2 separate regions of the Homo sapiens genome follow, and region 2 is linked to region 1. A link is a contact called in ENCODE Hi-C or POLR2A ChIA-PET data. All regions are on one chromosome and are shown on one strand. The core of a region is the stretch at or near the end of the contact, and the rest is flanking DNA. Distances in the headings are between cores, read along the strand shown.

What was found. A loop is a pair of places that touch in the nucleus more often than their neighbours do. ChIA-PET counts read pairs that join two places held with the same protein, here RNA polymerase II (POLR2A). Pooled maps may share reads with other maps.
Region 2: a loop to region 1 is called in a map of heart left ventricle, with 2.6 times the contacts of the local background. The contact joins two enhancer-like sites. A Hi-C loop is called at or near these places in 1 of 168 maps with a recorded cell type or tissue (heart left ventricle) and 8 of 50 pooled maps. POLR2A ChIA-PET finds 5 or more read pairs at or near these places in 3 of 52 experiments (CD8-positive, alpha-beta memory T cell, activated CD4-positive, alpha-beta T cell and activated T-cell).

The regions. Positions count from the first base shown.
Region 1 is chr13:33,226,117-33,231,216 of GRCh38, forward strand. All of the region lies in intron 1 of STARD13 (StAR related lipid transfer domain containing 13), which reads right to left. Among named protein-coding and RNA genes, the nearest start is that of STARD13-AS, 49 kb to the right of the region's middle. Within about 2 kb of position 3,020, at least 15 of the 41 ENCODE cell types and tissues checked have a DNase peak (open chromatin) inside an H3K27ac peak, as active enhancers do; they include heart left ventricle, where a contact is called at or near this core.
Region 2 is chr13:33,609,165-33,614,264 of GRCh38, forward strand. LOC102723406 (a long non-coding RNA gene) reads left to right here. Exons shown (of 6, transcript XR_007063750.1): 5 at 1,269-1,464; 6 at 1,603-2,614. It also overlaps a transcript of STARD13 not described here. Among named protein-coding and RNA genes, the nearest start is that of RFC3, 210 kb to the right of the region's middle. Within about 2 kb of position 1,392, at least 25 of the 41 ENCODE cell types and tissues checked have a DNase peak (open chromatin) inside an H3K27ac peak, as active enhancers do; they include heart left ventricle, where a contact is called at or near this core.

The DNA.
Region 1 (5,100 bases), core at 1,770-4,269:
AACCATGCTGGCATGCTGATATCAGACTTCCATCCTCCAGAACTGTGAGAAAACAAATTTCTGTTGTTTAAGCCACTCAGTCTATGGCATTTTGTTACGGCAGCCTGAGCAAACTAATGCAAGCTCCAAGCAGTTTCTTCTTAGAGACAAACTTTATTTGTGCTTTTTCATTTTTTTATAAATAAGTTGTTCTTTTGCCCCAACTAATCATTCCTTCATTTTTGGCTCATAAAAGTACAGGAAGTCTTTAGTAAAAGTCTACTGCCAGCTATTGCCATAAGTGTTAGGATACTTGAACAATAGCTTTCAAATTTAGTTCTTTTTTTTTTTTTTTTTTTAGATGAATATTGTTTTGTCGCCCAGGCTGGAGTTCAGTGGCACGATCATGGTTCACTGCAACCTCCACCTCCTGAGTTCAAGTGATTCTGCTGCCTTGGCCTCCTGAGTAGCTGGGATTATAGTCATGCATCACCACACCTCGCTAATTTTTTTATTTTTAGTAGAGACAGGGTTTCACCATGTTGGCCAGGCTGGTCTTGAACTCCTGATCTCAGGTGATCTGCCCACCTCGACCTCCCAAAGTGCTGGGATTACAGGCATGGGCCACCACACCCGGCCTCAAATTTACTTCTATTATTCAGATAAGAACATTTCATAAACAGACAATTGGACAATAAATGAAAATGTAATATTCAGGCTAGTCCAAGCGATGTTTAGGTAAAAAGTCTATTAACTTGACTCATACTATAAAACATCTATCTTTCTCTTAAAACAGTACTTCTTAACTGTTTTTAAAGATTTTTAGGGATCTTAACACATTTCTCTCCATTAAACATATGGCATATGTATATTCATTCGTTCTTATAATTTCTGAAGTTTTAAAGAGAAGTCACCAGATTAAGAACCTCTGCCCCAGAGAAAATTAAGCAAAACCAAACTGAGTGTTTTCAGCAAAGCAAACTTCATTCCTAACCTTTAAATGGCCATAACAAAATGCCTCAGTGACCAGTTGCTTTGAATTGGTCTCATCTACAACCTGCGAGCTTTGCTCAGCCCTCTGATGTGAAGTAACATCAGATCTCTAGCCATAAAGCCATTCCCTTAAAGTTCCATCGTTAGTCTTTTCTATCTTAGTTCAAGGTCTGCTGGCAGTGATGGACTCATCAGAATCTCAATGTCCTCATAGATAGCTAAAATACGATCCCAGGTAGTTCAACCATATGTGGATTTAAACAGATACCTAATTTGTTCCAGAACTACTTTCCATATCAATACCTTGAAAATACTTTGTAAGTTAAATCTAAAAGGAGGCATGGAAACTTCCTCTACAAATAGTGAAGCTAGTCCAATTCTTAGGGAAAAGAGACAGTCATTAACTCTATATTTAGAGCTAGGCATTCCATTCCCCCAAACTACTCTCTCATCAGCCTAATTGCTTGAAATTCCTGTTCTTGTTTAACACTAGGGCAAAGCATTTCATTTTAAATTTGAGATAAGGTTTATACTCCAAATACCCTGAAAAAGGTAATTTAGGGTATTAGGACCACTTTAACTTGGACATGACTATGGAGGGGGTACAACAGGGAGGCAAGATGCTGGATGCAAACCTAGATACCAAAGACAAAATGAGGCACACTTCCCTCACTCCCATTTTTTCCTAGGACAAGCACCATAAGGAGTATCAGTTAATTGAAAAAGTCTTTACTAGATGCCAGGAGCTGTGTCAGGTACTGAGGTTAAAGTGATGAGGAGAATACTGCAAAGCACAACACCATCCTGACAACATGTGAGAAGCTCAAAGCCCATCAGAAGAAAGAGACAGGCCCTTTACAAATGAACATAATGATAGATTGAATGTGCGATCGTAAAACGAAACAACGCAGAGCAGTTTTTAACAGTTGCGTGGTGGGGGAAGGGAGATGCAAATAAAAAAGAACATTTGACTTGGATTTGTAAGGACATGAAGAATTTTGCCAGGTGGGGAAGTGGTGGAAGGGAGGAGTTATTTCAGGCAAAGGCAACATAAAAGCATGGCACAGAAGCATGAAGAGTACATGGAGTGCTCATGGAAAATCACTGAAGGCTGGGAGGGAGCCCCAGTGGATTCTGGTGGATTGCAGCCTCTGGCGAAGGCTGAGGTTGCCTCTGGACCACATTACTCCCCCATGTATTTCTTTATAGAGACATATTATTTTCAACTCTTTTGAGAAGAAACATTCATACTGATTGTTTCTTATTTAAACTATGAATCTATTAAAATATCAGGCATTCTTCATAAAAATCATTGATAAAAAATGAATTAAGAGTACAGTTCATTTACAGTGTTTTTTTTTTGGAAGTTAAAATTGAGCTCCTGTTATAAAACAGAGACTGTGTGGACTCCTTAGTGAAAGAAACTCAGTTCAGAGGACAACAGGCGACAGTGGACAACCTGGTCATATTCTGTGGTTAGTCAACCAAGAGTTTGATTCCACCAGTATCCCTATCTTCCTTGCTTCCAAGCATACTATTTATCTTTAAATTAAATACTAAATGAATAACATGTTTGTGATTGCTAATTCGGACATGGGTCACACCACAGTTTTACACCTTCGAATACAAGATTTCTGCAGTTCCACTACATGTCCACTAGAGGCCTGTGAAGAGCTTTTTTCCCCCATCACGTAGAGTCTGATAACCAAAAAGGCCAGAATTAAAACAAATAAGAAATATTGATTAGACACGAGTAAGACAAGGATCTAATTGGTACGTAACCTCACAGTAAGTATCATAATTGTGGATAAAATAATCAAAATGCAACATTGTTTCAAAACTCCAAGATACCAAATTGCAAAACTTATGAAACTACTCATATGTAACCACAAAAGCAAAGTTAAAAGAAGTAGGGCTTTGAAGACTTCAGCAACCATTCCAAAAGGCCAGCAGACTCTGGCAGGCTTTGACTAGGTGGAAGACTGCACCAAGTGGTGAAGCAGCCTGAATAAAAATTGCCAGCAGCCTGTATGGGCTTCTAGATCTTCAAATGCATACTCAATCTAAAAGGCATGCAACCAACGGAGGGAAAACTCCTTGGTGGGAAAGTAAACAATGCAGTGATTTAAGGCAGATGGGCTGAAAAGGGACTTCCTAAATAGCGACTCCATGGAAGTAAACAGGGGAAGACAGTTGAGATACGGCCAGGACACTGAGATGACACAGACCAAAACCGACCCTATGGTGAAGACTGTGGAAACTCTCAACTTAAGAGGAAAGAGGGCAACTTAAAGCAAAACACTTAACATATTCGATTTGCCAGGACAACCGCAAGACTGCGTGAGCACTGGAAAAATTACCAGAAGGACAAGATGCCCTGTAACATCCCTTTATCTCTTGTCGAACTCAAAACAGACTTTCATTCATTTCATGGTCTGCTTGAACAAACACAAACAAAGACGAAAAATACTAAAAGTCACATCACCCGTGCCAGGCATGGACACGCGAGTGCACGCGTGCACACACACCACACACACACACTACTTCTAGTCTATTTACAGAAATGGCCTGTTTTTCACTAGCTTTGGTTAATTAGCAATCAGAAGAGAGTTGTATGGGGTTGGAAGAAAGAACCCTTTGTTTGGAAAACCTGTGAAAATATTCCCTCAGAAGCTTGTAACTTTCCCTACGCATCACCCTGGCCCTGAGGACAAGCCCCTGTGCCAGAAGCCTCAGTGAGGCACACAGAGCTCACATTCAAAGGCAGCTCTCTTTGTTGTCCCCCAGGAGTTAAACCTTAATGGGTTCACAATTTGCAGGCTTTTTTGGAGAGTGGCTTAGTGGTGGTTGCCTGCTGCCAGAAATGGAGCAGAGACAAACCCTAGTGAATCCCACAGCTGTTGTGGCTGCTCCATTGGAGAGAAGAGCAGTTGCCTGAGGCATTTCAAAGACAAGCAAGAACACAGGGAGACATTATGAGGCCTGGAAGCGAATTTGCAATTATTGGGAGCAGATGGTCAGTCCACATGGGGAAGAAGGAGATTGTAGCCATCGTTCTCCAGTGAAGACCATGGCAAATGGTAATTCACTGAGTCTTATGTCCCCAGATAAATCTTGTATTGGAAAAGTATTCAGCTGCAACATAAGATCATCATCTGCAGCTAGTTAGTTTTACTGTCACGCTCTTGACTTCTAAACCTAAACAGCCACAACTTGGACAGGAAAAAGCCAGTACATGCACATCCTACCTTGGTTAGAAAGAAGAAGAGGCGTGGCTGCTCTGGTAGAAATAGGGAGAATACTCATCCTGGCACCCTGGGTTTCCTGGAGGCAGCCTGCCTGAACACTGCCTCCAACATTACTTTGCCCAGCCCTTTATTTCAGAAAAATCTTCATTTTAAACAAACATTCATGAATGCTGGGATACTGCTGAATGATTTTGAGAGTGGAGCTTTCATAATCTTCTTTTGTAAGCTATATCCACTTTTTTTCATCACCCTTTCCGGTCAAGGGCTGCTTTCTGATGCACAAGAATTCTCTTTTGCTGAAATCTCAGCCTATTTCCTGTTATCCTCATGTTGATTCATCTGAGAATCACATTATCTCTTCTAAAACACTGTTTACTTAGTCCATTATGACACGTAAGGTCGGTCTTTACTCATTTTATGTTTGAATGATTAATTTGTTCAGTTTATGCAAAGTACTCTTAAGTACCCCTGATGTGCAAAGTGCCAGCGAGGCACTGAGGAGGATGGAAGAACCATAACTGCAAGATGCTAAGAACCTGGTGAAGGAAGCAGAAACACTTGGGAAAGAACTCTAATACCTGTGAAGTGCCAAGATACGGGCATAGTCAGAATGTTGTGGGCATATAAAGAAGAGAGAAAATAATACTTATTTCCAACTGGAGAGATTGGGACACTAGCTTAGAAGGAGATAGAGTTTAAGTTGGGCTATATATAGGATGACCTACCATCCCAGTTTTAAAACTTAAAGTCCTGCATCTCAGGACACTCCTCAGTTGGCTGAGTGAGTGATAAAGGACAGTTGTAACTTCAAGTTTATCTCAAGGGTGAGACACAGTGAAGAAAGTCTCAATGGCAATGGGCTGGGAGTGGAGATGAGGGG
Region 2 (5,100 bases), core at 142-2,641, 380 kb after region 1:
GACACCATAAACAAAGTAAAAAGGAAAATCATATACTGGAAAATGTGTAGAAACCACATATAAATTGCAAATTTATTTTAAAAACTCTGCAATAACACAATAGAAATGTCGCAAAGTATGTAAATACGCAGCTTAAGCAAAAAGCTCAAATGGACAACAGCATATGAAAATATGCTCAACTTCACTAGTTCTCACGGAATTGAAAAGTCAAGCGGCCAGGTACCACTTGAAACCGTCATGTCAGCAAATACAATTAATCGGGTGCACTAAGTTTTGGTGAAAATCTTGATCATTGCTGGTGAGCTTGAAAATTAACATAGCCCTCTTGGAGAGCAATTTGTCAATATTTGGCAATGTTGAAACTGACCTATGGCCCAGGAATTCTACTTCTAATTTCTTTCTTTCTTTTTTTTTTTTTTTGAGATGGAGTCTCGCTGTGTTGCCCAGGCTGGAGTGCAGTGGCAGGACCTCGGCTCACTGCAAGCTCCACCTCCCGGGTTCACGTCATTCTCCTGCCTCAGCCTCCCAAATAGCTGGGATTACAGGCACCCACCACCACGCCCGGCTAATTTTTTGTATTTTTAGTAGAGACGTGGTTTCACCGTGTTAGCCAGGAGATGATCTCTGTCTCCTGACCTCGTGATCTGCCCGCCTCGGCCTCCCAAAGTGCTGGGATTACAGGCGTGAGCCACTGCGCCCGGCCTCTACTTCTTCGTTCTTTAGGGTCTACTCCCATATACACTAGGCATGTGTGCTAGTGTAAATGTACAAACATGCTAATTGTATTCTTTGTAATTTAAAAAGTGGGGAAAAAAGTCATGCTCCTGAATAGAATCGATTTAAAAAATAATTGTTTTTATTGAAAAGTTTATTAAACAATCTTAAAGCTAGATTTACATTGATATTCACAATGATAAATTCCTAAAGTGGCCGGTTAAGTGCAAAATGTAAATTGTAAAAAGATATTTAAAGGATATCATTTACATAAATTTAAAAACCATGCAAGATCATATTTAAATAAAACTATGCATGGAAAAAATAAGAAAAATCACGTGGGAACAATATAGACAAATTTAAGGAGGTTCACTCTGGGGAGGGGAGGGATGAAGGTGGGGCCTTACTGTATCTTCAAAGTCTTACTTATTTAAGGAGAAAAAAAAGCAAGTTGTTTCCAGTAATACTAACATCTAAACATCTTGGTGATGATATATTTGTTACTTTTATTGTTAAAAACAAAATTTCTCATTTTATTTTGCATTTTGAAAAAGGAGACAGGAGGAGAGAAGAATCATGGACTCCCTGGGCACAGCACCGCAGGTGGCTTTGCCAGTTCTCCCAGCCCCGCGCTGCTCCTGCGCCTGCGCTGAGCCTCCACGTGTCCTCAGGAGACTTAGCCTAGCCTGGGTATCACCAGCAGTGGGCCAGGCCGCTTTGCCTTCAACTCCCAACAGTAACCTTGCAGAGGTCAGCCTGGGGCCACCAGGAGGAGTTAGTAAGAGCTTATCCTGTGGGGGCACTCACTGGGGCTGGTGGCCGGGAAATCCCAGGTGTTTTGTTGGTTTGAGTTTTGTTGTGTTTTTATTTTTCTTCCGCTGAGATCAGGACTGAAGCAGGGACGCAGTGCTCAGCACGCCCAGCCCACCGCGGGCCACTGCGCGGAGAACCTCTGCCAGGGTCGCCTGCTCACGTCCCCTAATCCGCTCCTGGCGCGCGTTCCTGTCCTCCTCCTGCTGTGACTAGTGTGCATGGAAGGGCACAGTGGTGGCAGAAAGACTTGTGGCGAGATATCAAGATCCACAGGAAGTCATAAGAGAAAAAGCATTTTGTTTGAACTCCACCCACTGACCTTTTGTGGGTGAGCTTTCGGTGAAACAGCAACATCCTCAGAAATCTTAGAGACACGGCTTTGTAACCCGGGGGAGAGACACCGCTTCCAAATATAATTGACGTGGCTTTCCTGCCTTAATTCGGGGTATCCTTTTTCCACCACATAATCTTCCCTTTGTCCGCGCTGATTCCTGTTTAGTTTGGCAGGGCCAGCTGCTGGCAGGCTCCCCCAGTGCTGAATGCTCCGCGCTCCACTGTGCTGGGCCTGCTGAAAAAGCAGACAGCGCTCCCTCTCCCCCAGAATCAGGAGCCAAATGCCACACCGATTGTGCAACTTGTCTCTGGTTACCAGGAAAACGTAAAGAAATGCCAATGAAGCAGAAAGGTCGACAAAATTCTTTCCAACGCTTGAACAAAAAAGGTATTTTTAGGGCCCTAGATTTATGGAAGTCAATTCTTCCACTCCTCGCCAGGCTTTCAAACCTCCTATTCTTTGCACTACATTATTTGAATAAACCGTAAATACCCTTAGTTGCTCTAATAGCAACTGCTGGTCCATATTGTGCAAGGCGGCCATGGTCTGAAGACCTTGTTGAATTTGAAAGACAGAAGTTCCGTTTCTGGCACATAAACTTGAATCAGGGCTATAGTTAAGAGTGCCAGTGAGGTCCACATTTTGACAGCTAGATAAGCAGGTCATTTATTCAAAAGGACTTTGAATCCATGCCCAGAGTCAAATGCAGTCCTTTGTAAAGCCCAGCAGGCTTGAAATAAAAACTTCTTAACTGAGTTGATCAGTGTCCTGCATTTTAGGGGTCAGGAAAGTATTTATGATAAGTTGGAAATGGACAGGGCAGGAAATTCTGGGCCTGGAAGGATGGCTTCCTCACCAGGGACCGCACCACCATATTTTCTAATTTGTGTCTTGAGGGAAAGTTTATATTTTTTGCTGAAAATATTATCTCCTTGTGACAAAACCACAAGTCTGGGAAGAGAACACAAAAGGAATAAAGAACAAATGAGATCTGTGATGCCTCCTGGATAAAACTTTAAAAACCCATAGGCATTGATCAATCCAATTTACTGAATAAATATGTACCAGGTGTTGTGTTAGGTTCTAAGGGGCTAAAATAACTAAGATACTGAACTAAAGTAGAACTATTGGGCTCCTAATGTGATAGTTTTTCCACTATAGACAGCCCTCTTCTTCCAAGGGTCCCTGCCAGGGCTTCCCCTACCCTAAACAGTGCCTTGGTAAAAATTAGGAAAGTCACCCCTTCCTTAAGACACTTGACTTTCCAACAGTGCCTTGGTAAGAATTAGGCGAGTCCTTAAGACACTTGACTTTCCTCTGGCAGAAAATTGCAAAGAAAGTGTGCACAAACCTACAATGTGAATGATGCCTTCCTGTGTGTGTGTGCCTTTGTTTAGGGCACAACCTGACCGGTCTGATCATCAGACACGGTGATCCACACTCAAGATGGGAAAGAAAGCCAGGGGCACAGCCTCCTGGAAGCCCCTACTCCCTGCCTCATCCACACCTTGTTGCAAAAACCGCACCATCCTTTAAGACTTCTCCATGAAGCATCACTTCAGGGAGGCTGTTTTCTTTTTCTCTTGTCTATTCCCCTTCTGGGAATATACCCATTCACCCTGGCCATCAGACAGCCCTGTATATGTCAACCCAAGGTCTCACTCAAGCTCTCTCTCAAAGGGCTCCTGGGCCCCATGCAAATTTAGAATGGAGTAAATTTGCATTAAACAGTTTAATGTGTTGCAGAAAATATCAGAGAATGGCAAACTCCTGTGGCCTGGACTTCTCAGAGTACACAAAAGACCGAAGACTGTTCTAACTTCACAGATGTTCTGTCAAAGGCTCATGTGGCCCCCCAGATAATCTGTTATGCAAGTAAAAACAGTTAATAAGTTGCCTAAAGGCTCGTCTTCCAGTCATTTTTTCCTCTTTAGATCTGAAAGAACTCTTTTGAGCAACTTCAAAGTTCAAATTGTGGTATTAAGTTTGAGTTGAAATGGGTCCTTTCTCTTTTTCTCAGAATTATACTGAAATGAATGTGCTCTGCTGCATCCTGGCATGCACTGGAGATGGGGGTTAGGTCAAAAATGAATAGGATGGTTCCTGCCTTCAAGCAGCCAATAGGAATAAAAATACTTTGCATGTGTAGTTTCCAAATTGTTTTCACATATATCACAACACCCACAGCAGCTTTGAGAGGGAGATGTTATTACATATATTTTATAGGTAAAGTGGATGAGGCTCAGAAAGGGTGAGTCTAAGCTTACACAGTAGTGAATTGAAGTGACACCCGAAACTCTGCTCTAAATTTTATCTTTCCCCAGGCTGAAGCTATAGTCCACAGAGCAAAGTAGTGTGATTAGTGTCACCTTAGTAGTGCAAACAAAGTTGTGGGCACAGAATTAGAGGGAGTAGTTTTCCCTGAGGGTGCAGTAAGGTGGTGTGAGGAATGGGGAAATGGAAGAGAGAAGAGATAGGGTTGCAACTGGTGAGTCCCAGAGGAAGGGCGAATGGCAGCAGGAATGGCCTGGCTTAGCCAAGCACCCAGAAAGGAGAAAGTCAGGCCTTGGTGAATGTTGAGTGGATAACCAAGCACCATTGGTCTGGAAGCTTGAGGGCTGGTCTGGAGGCTTGCAGGCTGTCAAACTCTTGAAGGAGTGAGAGAATGAAGGTCCTGACAGGACAGGCTTTGAGCATAAAGTGATTTCAGTGGACGTGGGAGCCACTCGGATAGTGACAAGCTCAGATTTGTGTTTGGTGGAGAAATGTTAATTTAGCAGCAGGGTGAGGAAGGGATTATCAGAAGGGGTGGGAAAGGACACAAAAGAACTTCCAGGTCCTTTTAGGGCTAAAAGTGCAGATGTGAGATCTCAACCCAGGCAGCAACAGTGGGAGCAGAAGGCAGGGGAGAAGCATGAGATTACAAAGAAACACACCTCAGCTGTTTTAGGGTGTTCAGATGGGGACTTCTAAGTGCACATGAACATAGTCAGTTGTATTCTTTTCCAGTGGAGGGATCCTAGCTTTCAGACATCCCCTTTTGTGGAAGCCAATTAAATGTTTTAAAATTAAAGCAGATTAAAGCAGAGCTGATCTGGCCGAAGAGGGGTGCTTGGATGCCTGGTGCTCCAGCTTCCTGAGGTAGAGCCCTTGGCAACCAGCTCAGCTTGAAAACCAGAGCTCCAGTGCTCCAGCAGGACCCGAAGGCTGCCTAAATAGACCGTATCTCTATGGATACA